Linked DNA regions of Homo sapiens: region 2 is linked to region 1. A link is a contact called in ENCODE Hi-C data. All regions are on one chromosome and are shown on one strand. Each heading gives the region's core, a stretch centred on a gene start or an enhancer-like site at or near the end of the contact. The rest is flanking DNA. Distances are from core to core; before and after follow the strand shown. Region 1 overlaps DTNA (dystrobrevin alpha). Region 2 holds the start of RMP24 (ribonuclease MRP subunit p24).

Region 1 (5,118 bases), core at 2,361-4,860:
TCCTCATTTCTTTAACCCCAGCAGCACCCGACCCCTTAAACTATCTGACATGTTGGGTATCCATGGCATATTTCTTTTAAAGAAAGGATTCCCCGATGGAATCACAAAGAGGAGAAAACAAAAAAAAGACTGAAAACCACTGAATTACAGTTCCATCTTCTCACCACACCCACGAAATGTATAATGGCTTACTAATCATTAGCCTCCTGATTCTGGGGGCTTTGCGAAGCAGGCAGTTTTAAATCAGCCCTCCAAAATGGAAAGCTACTTCCTTGTACACCAAGTTCACCTTCCATTCGCAGTGCTTTGCTCCGTCTTACTGGCTTCTATGCATTTTGTTGAGTAGGAAACTGACACCCCCAGCTCCCAAGAATACATGACTTATAACCCTGCTTAATGGCTTCTGACTCACTTAGGGATAATTTGCCTTGCCAGGTCACATATCCTTTATGGCTAGCCTAATGCTCACCAAATGCAGGGAAGCCCAGGCTCTGACATCAATAGTTGACTGACACATCTCACCCCCGACAGAGGTCACACCAATAGCACTGTATGTCACAGACTCAATTACTGTGAATCTTTTTAAAAGCACTTTCCTTCTAAGGTGGACTTCCCTGAGATCCATTGTTAAGGCTGAGAGATTTAAGAAAAAAAAAAGAGAAAGAATTTTGTCTAACTGGGGTTTTCTCAGATAAATTCAATGAGAAGTCCCTTCTTGGTGAGAGAATGAGGTTACTTAGTTTTGTGAAATGAGCCCCATTTATCCTTATTTTCCCTTCAGGCTCCTCTTACTTGGTAGCTGCAGGTACTTTACGGTGTCAGAGTGTGATCGTAAATAACAGGAAGATGCATTTTTGTCTCTTAAGCAGCATGCTCTTCAAAGTTGGACACATTACCTTACTTGCTAGTAGTAATGCATTACATTACTTGCTAGAGAGATGACTGGACCCTGGTGATTTAACTCAACGACATGCTGCAGAAGCTTCTAGGTTTGGATGTACTGGAAATGAAGTCAATCTTCCCGTCACCCACAGCACCCATCTAGCTATAGTCAAAGCCTCTTAAATACACTGGAATCTGTTGGTTAGGGAAGGTCGGTTCTGCTCCTAAACATAGGATGATCCCTTCTCTCTTTGTTCTGGTGGCCTTGATCTGCTCCGATGTTAGTTTCCTGAAAGCTAACTAACCTTGGTTTCTCACCTTCCTCCTCTCTCCCAAGAGAAATCTTACAGGAGATCCAGAGACTTCGGCTAGAGCATGAACAAGCTTCTCAGCCCACGCCAGAGAAGGCACAGCAAAACCCCACCCTGCTGGCAGAACTCCGGCTCCTCAGGTAGGAGAGAGCACCCATGTCATCTCAGGGAATATATATGTGTCAGATCTTTGAGAAAGTCTAGCAGTGTCTAGCCAGAAAACAGTCCTCAGCTACCTTAGCTGCTGACATTTGTTTTTTTCATAGCACACACGTAATTGCTGATATTTGGGGGATTTAGAGAGAAGCTGTTTATATTTTGTTCTTTCATTTGGTACAGGGAAAAGCAGTGTGTTTCTGTTTTTGTTTTTGAGACAGAGTTTCACTCTTGTTGCCCAGGCTGGAGTGCAATGGCACGATCTCGGTTCACTGCAACCTCTGCCTTCCAGGTACAAGCAATTCTCCTGTCTCAGCCTCCCAAGAGCTAAGATTACAGGCATGCGCCACCACACCTGGCTAATTTTTTTGTATTTAGTAGAGACAGGGTTTCACCATATTAGTCAGACTGGTCGCAAACTCCTGACCTCAGGTGATCCACCCGCCTTGGCCTCCCAAAGTGCTGAGATTACAGGCGTGCGCCACCACACCCGGCCAGCAGTGTTCTTTACATCAAAAACAACATATCTCACTAGGAACAATTTAAACATAGCTCTTTTTAGAAATAATCAGTTAAATAAACATCACAGGTTTTTAAATTTAAAAATTTACCCCTAACTCATAAAAGGAGTCTGATTTTCTCTAAGTCTTGGTCTCTAATATCTTTCTTTATATTCAGATCTTTAAAAATAGGCATCACACCTTCCTGTACTATAAAGGAACATAAAAGCCTAGTCTTCTTTAGTCTGTCATCATAAAATACTTGAGTTAGAAGGGACTATAGAAGTCATCTTGTTACCAGTGAAGGGTCTTGACCACGAAGTTGTCCAGGGTCTTGGCATTTTGAATAAAGAATTGGACAAAACGCACAAACAAAGCAACAAAAGAATGAAGCAACGAAAGCAGATTTATTGAAACGAAAGTACACTCTACAGAGTAGGAGCCAGCTCCCGTAAGCGGTTCAAGAGCCCTAGTTACAGAGTTTTCTGGGGTTTAAATACCCTATGGAGGTTTCCCATTAGTTATTTGGGTACACCCTGTGTAAATGAGGACTTGGCCCAGGACCACTCTGATTGCTTGCAGGAGGCGACCAATCAGAGGCTGAAGTGAAGTTACAAAGTGACATCCTATGCAAACATTTGATTGGTTGCAGGAGGGGACCAATCAGAAGTACTTTCCATTATTCATCTGCCTCACCATACAAAGGGAGTAGCCTCGGATCCTTTTGTTACTTGGGTGTGGAAAGGCGAGGTTTTCCTTTCCATTCAGTTCTAGGAAGTCAGTACAAATCGTCCTTAGTTTCGCTGCCTCCAGTCCCTATTCTCCTGACTCAATCAGATTCTGCCGCTGCATTTCAGTGCACTTCTCAGAGTCAGAAGCTAGGGAGTAGCAGGCCTTGGAAAAGAAATGTGGTTTCTCCTACTACTCCCACGCTGCAAAATGAGTCTTGCTGTGGGCTCCATTTCAGACTAGCTTCTTACCATGCCTTGAATAAGGCTGGTATTCCAGTGTATTTATGTGGCAAACAACACAAAAATAAATTCAAAGACATTCCCTCGTATAAATATCATACTGTTCTTTCACAAGGCACCTGTAGTTGGGAAGTATTACATTCTTTTCTTTTTGTTTTTGTTTGTTTGTTTGTTTGTTTGAGATGGAGTCTCACTCTGTCACCCAGGCTGGAGTGCAGTGGCACGATCTCGGCTCACTGCAACCTCTGCCCCTCCAGGTTAAAGCAATTCTCTGCCTCAGCCTCCGGAGTAGCTGGGATTACAGGCGCGTGCCACCACGCCCGGCTAATTTTTTGTTTTTTTTTTTTTTTTTTTTTTTTTTTTTGGAGAGACGGGGTTTCACCATCTTGGCCAGGCTAGTCTTGAACTCCTGACCTCGTGATCCACCTGCCTCGGCCTCCCAAAGTGCTGGAATTACAGGCGTGAGCCACCGCGCCCAGCCCATTCTTTTCATCTTTCAGTTTGGGTGCCAACTATGTTCCAGGTATATCTATAACTCTGAGTCATACTTTTTATAGTAAGTACAGATGCCTCTTTGCAGAAACCCTTGTCAGAATTAGTCCTGTTTTCTTCTTCCATACAAAAAGACGAAATGAAGCAAGTTCTTTATGACTATGTTTGGATTTTACCAAGTTCCTGTTGATTGCATGGATGTTTCCGGAGGCTCTATCTTTGCTCTGCTCTTCAGACACTTTAACACCTGAGCACGGCAGAGCTTTGTTTTTCGTTAATGCATACTTTCATTTTTGTCTTAAAACCACAATGAACTTTCTCAACGATCATGTTTCCCTTTCCCTTTTCACTTTCGCCACAAGAAAACTGAAAGCTGAGTCACAGCCAGAAGTGACAATGAATATGAATGATAGGCATTTCTATGTGCTAATCTGACGCTTTGCTGCATACTAACTCTACATACACTGTCCCGTAAAATTACTGTAACAAACCTAGGAGATAGGCAGTATTATTCTACTCGTTTAATGGATAAGGAAACTGAGATTCACAGAAGTCACACAGAAGTTGCAGATATCATACCTTTCACTTAGTGTATATATTTATGTACTTATATATGATTTATAAGGAGAAATTTTTTCTTAGAAAAAAATTTGTATAATTGTGTGTAATTTATGTATATATTTCCTAAGAAAAAAATTATCTTGTATAACCATGATACCATCTTCAATTCGGGAAAGTTAATGTTGATATATGGTATTTAATATAAACCCATATTAAAATTTTGACAATTGTTCTAACACTGTTCTAAAAGAAAGTAGCTTTTAACGGCCGGGCGCGGTGGCTCACACCTGTCATCTCAGCACTTTAGGAGTGCGAGGCGGGCGGATCACGAGGTCAGGAGATCGAGACCATCCTGGCTAACACAGTGAAACCCCGTCTCTACTAAAAATACAAAAATATTAGCCGAGCGTGGTGGCAGGCACCTGTACTCCCAGCTGCTGCAGAGGCTGAGACAGGAGAATGGCGTGAACCCGGGAGGCGGAGCTTGCAGTGAGCCGAGATCACGCCACTGCACTCCAGCCTGGGCGACTGAGCGAGACTCCGTCTCAAAAAAAAAAAAAAAAAAAAAAAAAAAAAGAAAGTAGGTTTTAACACACATATACATTAGAAATAATCTGACAGACTATCAGAATAAAGGCACTTCTTTAGAGATGAATACATGTAGTGCTAGGAAAGGAAAATCACTATTTAGTCTTGTTTTCTCATTCTCCTTGGAAGGTGGAGGTTACACCACAGATTTGTTATTATACCTACATTTGGAAAACGCTGGTGGAAACTTAGAGAAGATTGAATGAAGACACTCTTAAATTAATTTTTAATTGAATTCGATGTCATATTTTTAAGAGATTACTACTGTAAGATAAATGTACAATTAGATTTTTTTAGTGTTGACTAATTCTAAATTAATTTGCCATTACTCTTAATGGCAAAAACCGCAGTTACTTTTGCACCAACCTAATAATACCAGTTAACGTTCTCTGATAGTTTTTAAATGCTTCTCTTAGTGTTTCTCACCTACAGTTTTAGAAGGTTGCTTTAACCCTCTTCCCAAAGTGTTTCTGTGGCCAAAGGGCCAAAATTACAGAACAGTATCAAGAAGAGAACTGGAAAGAAATCAGAAACATTATCTATTCTTGTACCAAAGACTACTGTGGATGTACCTGGAACACCATACACAGACAAGGTCAAAAAAAAAAAAAAAAAAAGAGAAAGAGAAAGAACACCTCCTGAATTTGTCACTGAGGA
Region 2 (4,489 bases), core at 383-2,882, 1.1 Mb after region 1:
GGAGGCTGAGGTGGGAGGATCACTTGAGCCCAGGAGTTCAAGACCAGCCTGGGCAATATAGTGAGACGCCCATCTCTACCAAAATAATAATAATAATAACAACAACAACAACAACAACAACAATACCTACGCATGGTAGTGTGCCTGGTTCCCAGCTACTAGGGAGGCTGAGGCAAGAGAACCCTTTAACCCAGCCCAGGAATTCAAGAATGCAGTGAACTGTGATCACACGACTGCACTCCAGCCTGAGCAACAGAGTGAGATCCCATCTCAGATAAATAAATAAAGCAGGCTAAATAAGGGTCCACTATCCAGAACATACACATTAAAAGAACCTTACAACTTATCAACAAAAAGACAACTCCAATAAAAAATGAGCAAAGAACTTAAACAGCCAAAGATACATAAATTGCCAACAAGCACATGAAAAGCTGCTCAAAAGCATCAGTAGTCAGGGAAATGTTAATCAAAACCACAATGAGATGCTACATCATACTCACTAGGAAGGCTAGATTTAAAAAAAAAAGAAAAAGAAAAGCAAATGTTGGTGAGGATACGGAGAAACTGGAACCCTCATTAAGCACAGAATTACTACATAACCCAGCAGATCTACTCTTAGGTATTATACCCCGAAGAACAGAAAAAAGGCACTCAAACAAATGCATGTACACACATGTTCACAGCGGCATTCATTCATAACAGCCAAAAAGTAGAAACAATTCAAACGTTCAACTGATGAATGGATAAACCATTGTGATACCGCCATACAATGGAATATTATTCAGCCATAACAACGAATGAAGTACTGATACGTGCTGCAAGGTGGATGAACCTGATACATTATGCTAGGTGAAGGAAGCCAGACACAAAAGGTCGTGTGTATGATTCCATTTACATGAAATGCCCAGAATAGGTAAATCCATAGAGACAGAAAGCGGACTGGTGGTTGCCAAGGCCTGGGAGGGAGAGGAGGATTGGCCGTAAGTGCTTCATGGAGTTGGCTGTCCTTCGGCGAAATATTTTGGAAATAGCAGAATGGTGCTTGCACAACATTGTAAATTTACTAAACGCCACTGAATTGTTCACCTTAAAATGGTCAATATTACGTTATGTGAATTTCACTTTAATTACAAAAAGAGAAACGCTAGCGTTTACGCAGGCGGAGGGCAGGCTGGACTGGGGACGCTCCTCCCGGCCGCCTCGTTGCTGGCAGCGCTTCCGCCCGCCGGCGCACCAGTCAGTACCGCGCCCGGCGAATGTGGAGGGCGAAGCTGCGGCAGGGCAATCACAAAAGGGCTGTCAGAGAGGAGGCGAGGCGGGAGGAAGATGGAGAGGCGGGTGGGAGCCTCACCTTTGGACTCTATCGCCACAGCCCGGTCTAGCCGCTACGCCCGAGCTCAAGTCTGACTCGAAACTCCGCTGGGTGCCTGAGAGGACCCGGCAGGCCAAGGGGTGGAACTGAGGGGGCGGGGACGCGGCGGGCGGGTGGGGCCGCCTCCCGGCTGGGCACGCCTCCAAGCCAGACTGGACGCGAAGGAAACCGGAACCTGTCTGCCTACGGTGCCTGTTTCCGGAAGCAGCTTGAGTCCGGACACCAACGACGGGGACGCTGGGAAGCCGACTTCCGGCGCCCTATTTTCTCACCTGGTTCCCGCGGCGAGCCAGCGGCAGCGGCGGCGGCGATGAGACAGAAGCACTACCTTGAGGCTGCAGCGCGGGGACTGCACGACAGCTGCCCGGGCCAAGCCCGCTACCTCCTGTAAGAGGACTGGAGGGGAAGCGGGAGGCGAGCGGGTAGGTGTTCCTTTGCTCCTCACAAGTCTCTTTCTCTTTTACAGCTGGGCCTACACTTCGTCGCACGGTAAGAAGAACGCCTGTCTCTTGTGCTTTGGGCTCTTGTCGCCCCGCTTTCCTCTGTTCCGCACAACGCTCAAATAAGGCCGATGGACTCACTTCCCTCCATAAAAACAACAACAACAAAGCCCGCATGTGTCTCGGTTTCGTGAAAAATCCAAATTCTTTAATGTGCCTTGTCTTGCTTTGTTAGCGGCATTTGACACATTGATCAGTCTTGAAATAGTTTCCTCCCTTGGCTTCTAGGTCATTACGTAGTTCACCTCTTCATTTATTACTTCTCGATTTGCTTTGCTGGTTCCTCCTAATCTCCCCAAGCTTTAAGTATTGTCGTGGCCCAGTACTCAGCCCTTGGACCTCTTTTCTAGGCACACTCGCTTCCTTGGTGACAGTTTTTCATCCAATCTCATGGCTTTTAAATACCATATACTGAGGACTTACAAATGTATATACTCAGCGCAGACCTCTCCTCTGAATTCTAGACTCATATATCCGAATGTCTTCTTGACAAATTCTTTTCAATGTCTAGTAATTCAAACTTAGCTAATATGTCCAAAACCTGAGCTTTAACCCCCAACAAGATCCTCCAGTTTTTCTCATTTCAGTAAATAATTCCATTCTTCCCTTACAGTTATTGAGCCCAAAAACCTTGGAGCTATTCTTGACTCCCTAACTCTCTCTCCTCCCCCAGGCCAGTATGCGAGCAAATCCTGTTGGCTTTAAAATGTAGCCAAAATCAGCCAGGAGCGGTGGCTCACCCCTGTAATCCCAGCACTTTGAGATGCAGAGGCGGGCGGATCATTTGAGGCCAGGAGTTCGAGACCAACCTGGCCAACATGGCGAAACGCTGTCTCTACTAAAAATACAAAAAAATTACCTGGCATGGTGGTGCACGCCTGTAATCCCAGCTACTCGAGAGGGTGAGGCATGAGAATCTCTTGAACCCGGGAGGTGGAGGTTGCAGTGAGCGGAGATGGCGCCATTGCACTCCACTCCTCACCACATCCATTGCTACTACCCTGCTCCAGGCCATCACCAGCTCTCTCCTGGATTAATAAAAGTGAAAGTCCTTTAAAAGGATTGTAAGGCCCTGTGTCATAGACCTGCATACCTCTCTGACGTACTCTTTCCTTCACGCAACTCCAGTCACACTAGGTCTCCTTGCTTTTCTGTTTCAGGGCCTTTGCAGGTACTCTTCACTCTGCCTGGGATTCTTGCCTCACATATCTGCTTTCATGTGAATCCTCCATTTCCCTCTGGTCTCTATAATATCACTCAATGAAGCTTTCCCTAGCCACCTATTTAAAATTACAGTAACTCCATCAATACTTCTATTCCCCCCTCCTATCTTACTTTTTTATTCCCAGCACTTAACATTTGACGTTGTTATATTTATTGTATGCCTCGGTGAATTGTCCTTTGTTCACTGCTGTGTCTCCAGCACTTAGAACAGTGCCTGGCATTCTTAATTGTCACTTAGTGAATATGAATGAGTTTCACATTTGGCAGAGCTAAGTTTAAGTGTGGTCTTTAGCTTTATAAGTGCTGTTGCATCCCTGGCACTTAGCACAGTGCTCAACAGTAGATACTATTCATTGTGCTAATTATTTAAAAAAAGAAACAAAATCGCAGTGCAATTTGTTATTTTGTGGTAAATGCATTGGTAAAATTGGTGAAACATAACAGCCTTTTAAAACTTAGTAGCAAGTAATGAGAAGTGGCTAGATTTAGGATATATTTTAAAGCCTACAGGATTTGCTAGCATAGGTTGGAGATTTGCCTATCTGTTGCTGAAAGGAGTGAATGGATGGAATTGTAGTATTTTGCAAGGTAAATTACTGCCAATTTATCTTTTTGTAAATTTTCATATTTTGAGTTTACTTAATGTGTATCTGCTTATATTAAATTTCAATATACTTTTTATAAATGTTGACAGTTTGAGGTAACAAAATATTCTGATTTGCTGAATTGTGAGTTTCATTTGTATAATTTTAGATGATAAGAGCACTTTTGAAGAAACGTGTCCATACTGTTTCCAGCTGTTGGTTCTGGATAACTCTCGAGTGCGTCTCAAACCCAAAGCCAGGTTGACACCCAAAATACAGAAACTTCTTAATCGAGAAGCGAGAAACTATACACTCAGTTTTAAAGAAGCAAAAATGGTGAAAAAGTTCAAAGACTCCAAAAGTGTATTGGTAAGATTTCAGTTCCAGTATGTATGAGTAAACTAGAATTTTCTTTTCTTTCACTTAAAATCAGTTTAAGAATCAGCCTCAGTATAACTCAGAGATTTATAGTAGTATATTTGGATTATCAAAATATATACATAAACACTTCTCTAATGATTAGTGTTTCATTATAAGGACAGCTTACTTTTATTTTTCATGATTACCTAAACCAAACATGGTGAGCTCTCAATTGTTTTGAGATCCCATTGTTGAGCATTATTTTTCACAAATGTGCGGATTTCTTGAACTGACCGTTATGGCTCCACCTAAATTGCAGTTACCACTACATTATTTTTTCAGTTAATGCTCCTTTGCTTCAGATAGTACTATGTTATGTATGTAGGTATCATGTCACTTCTTCAGCTGTCCTCCCACTCCATGTCAGAGTGGATTTACAGGTATGCCCA

What was found. Hi-C counts contacts between places; a loop is a spot of excess contacts on that map. Pooled maps may share reads with other maps.
Region 2: a map of CD8-positive, alpha-beta T cell shows a loop between it and region 1 (24-fold over the local background). The contact joins the promoter of RMP24 here to the enhancer-like site in region 1. A Hi-C loop is called at or near these places in 3 of 168 maps with a recorded cell type or tissue (CD8-positive, alpha-beta T cell and naive thymus-derived CD4-positive, alpha-beta T cell) and 9 of 50 pooled maps.

The regions. Positions count from the first base shown.
Region 1 is chr18:34,857,066-34,862,183 of GRCh38, forward strand. DTNA (dystrobrevin alpha) reads left to right here. Exons shown (of 23, transcript NM_001386795.1): 16 at 1,220-1,333. Among named protein-coding and RNA genes, the nearest start is that of DTNA-AS1, 92 kb to the left of the region's middle. RefSeq lists a silencer at 2,580-2,874 and enhancers at 3,477-3,576, 3,587-3,716. Within about 2 kb of position 3,611, at least 6 of the 41 ENCODE cell types and tissues checked have a DNase peak (open chromatin) inside an H3K27ac peak, as active enhancers do; they include CD8-positive, alpha-beta T cell, where a contact is called at or near this core.
Region 2 is chr18:35,971,047-35,975,535 of GRCh38, forward strand. It overlaps RMP24 (ribonuclease MRP subunit p24), which reads left to right and starts at 1,633. Exons shown (of 5, transcript NM_031446.5): 1 at 1,633-1,759; 2 at 1,839-1,861; 3 at 3,850-4,049. The coding sequence starts at 1,683. It overlaps LOC105372066 (a long non-coding RNA gene), which reads right to left and starts at 1,405. Exons shown (of 4, transcript NR_188032.1): 1 at 1,352-1,405. RefSeq lists silencers at 1,120-1,414, 1,354-1,503 and an enhancer at 1,423-2,315.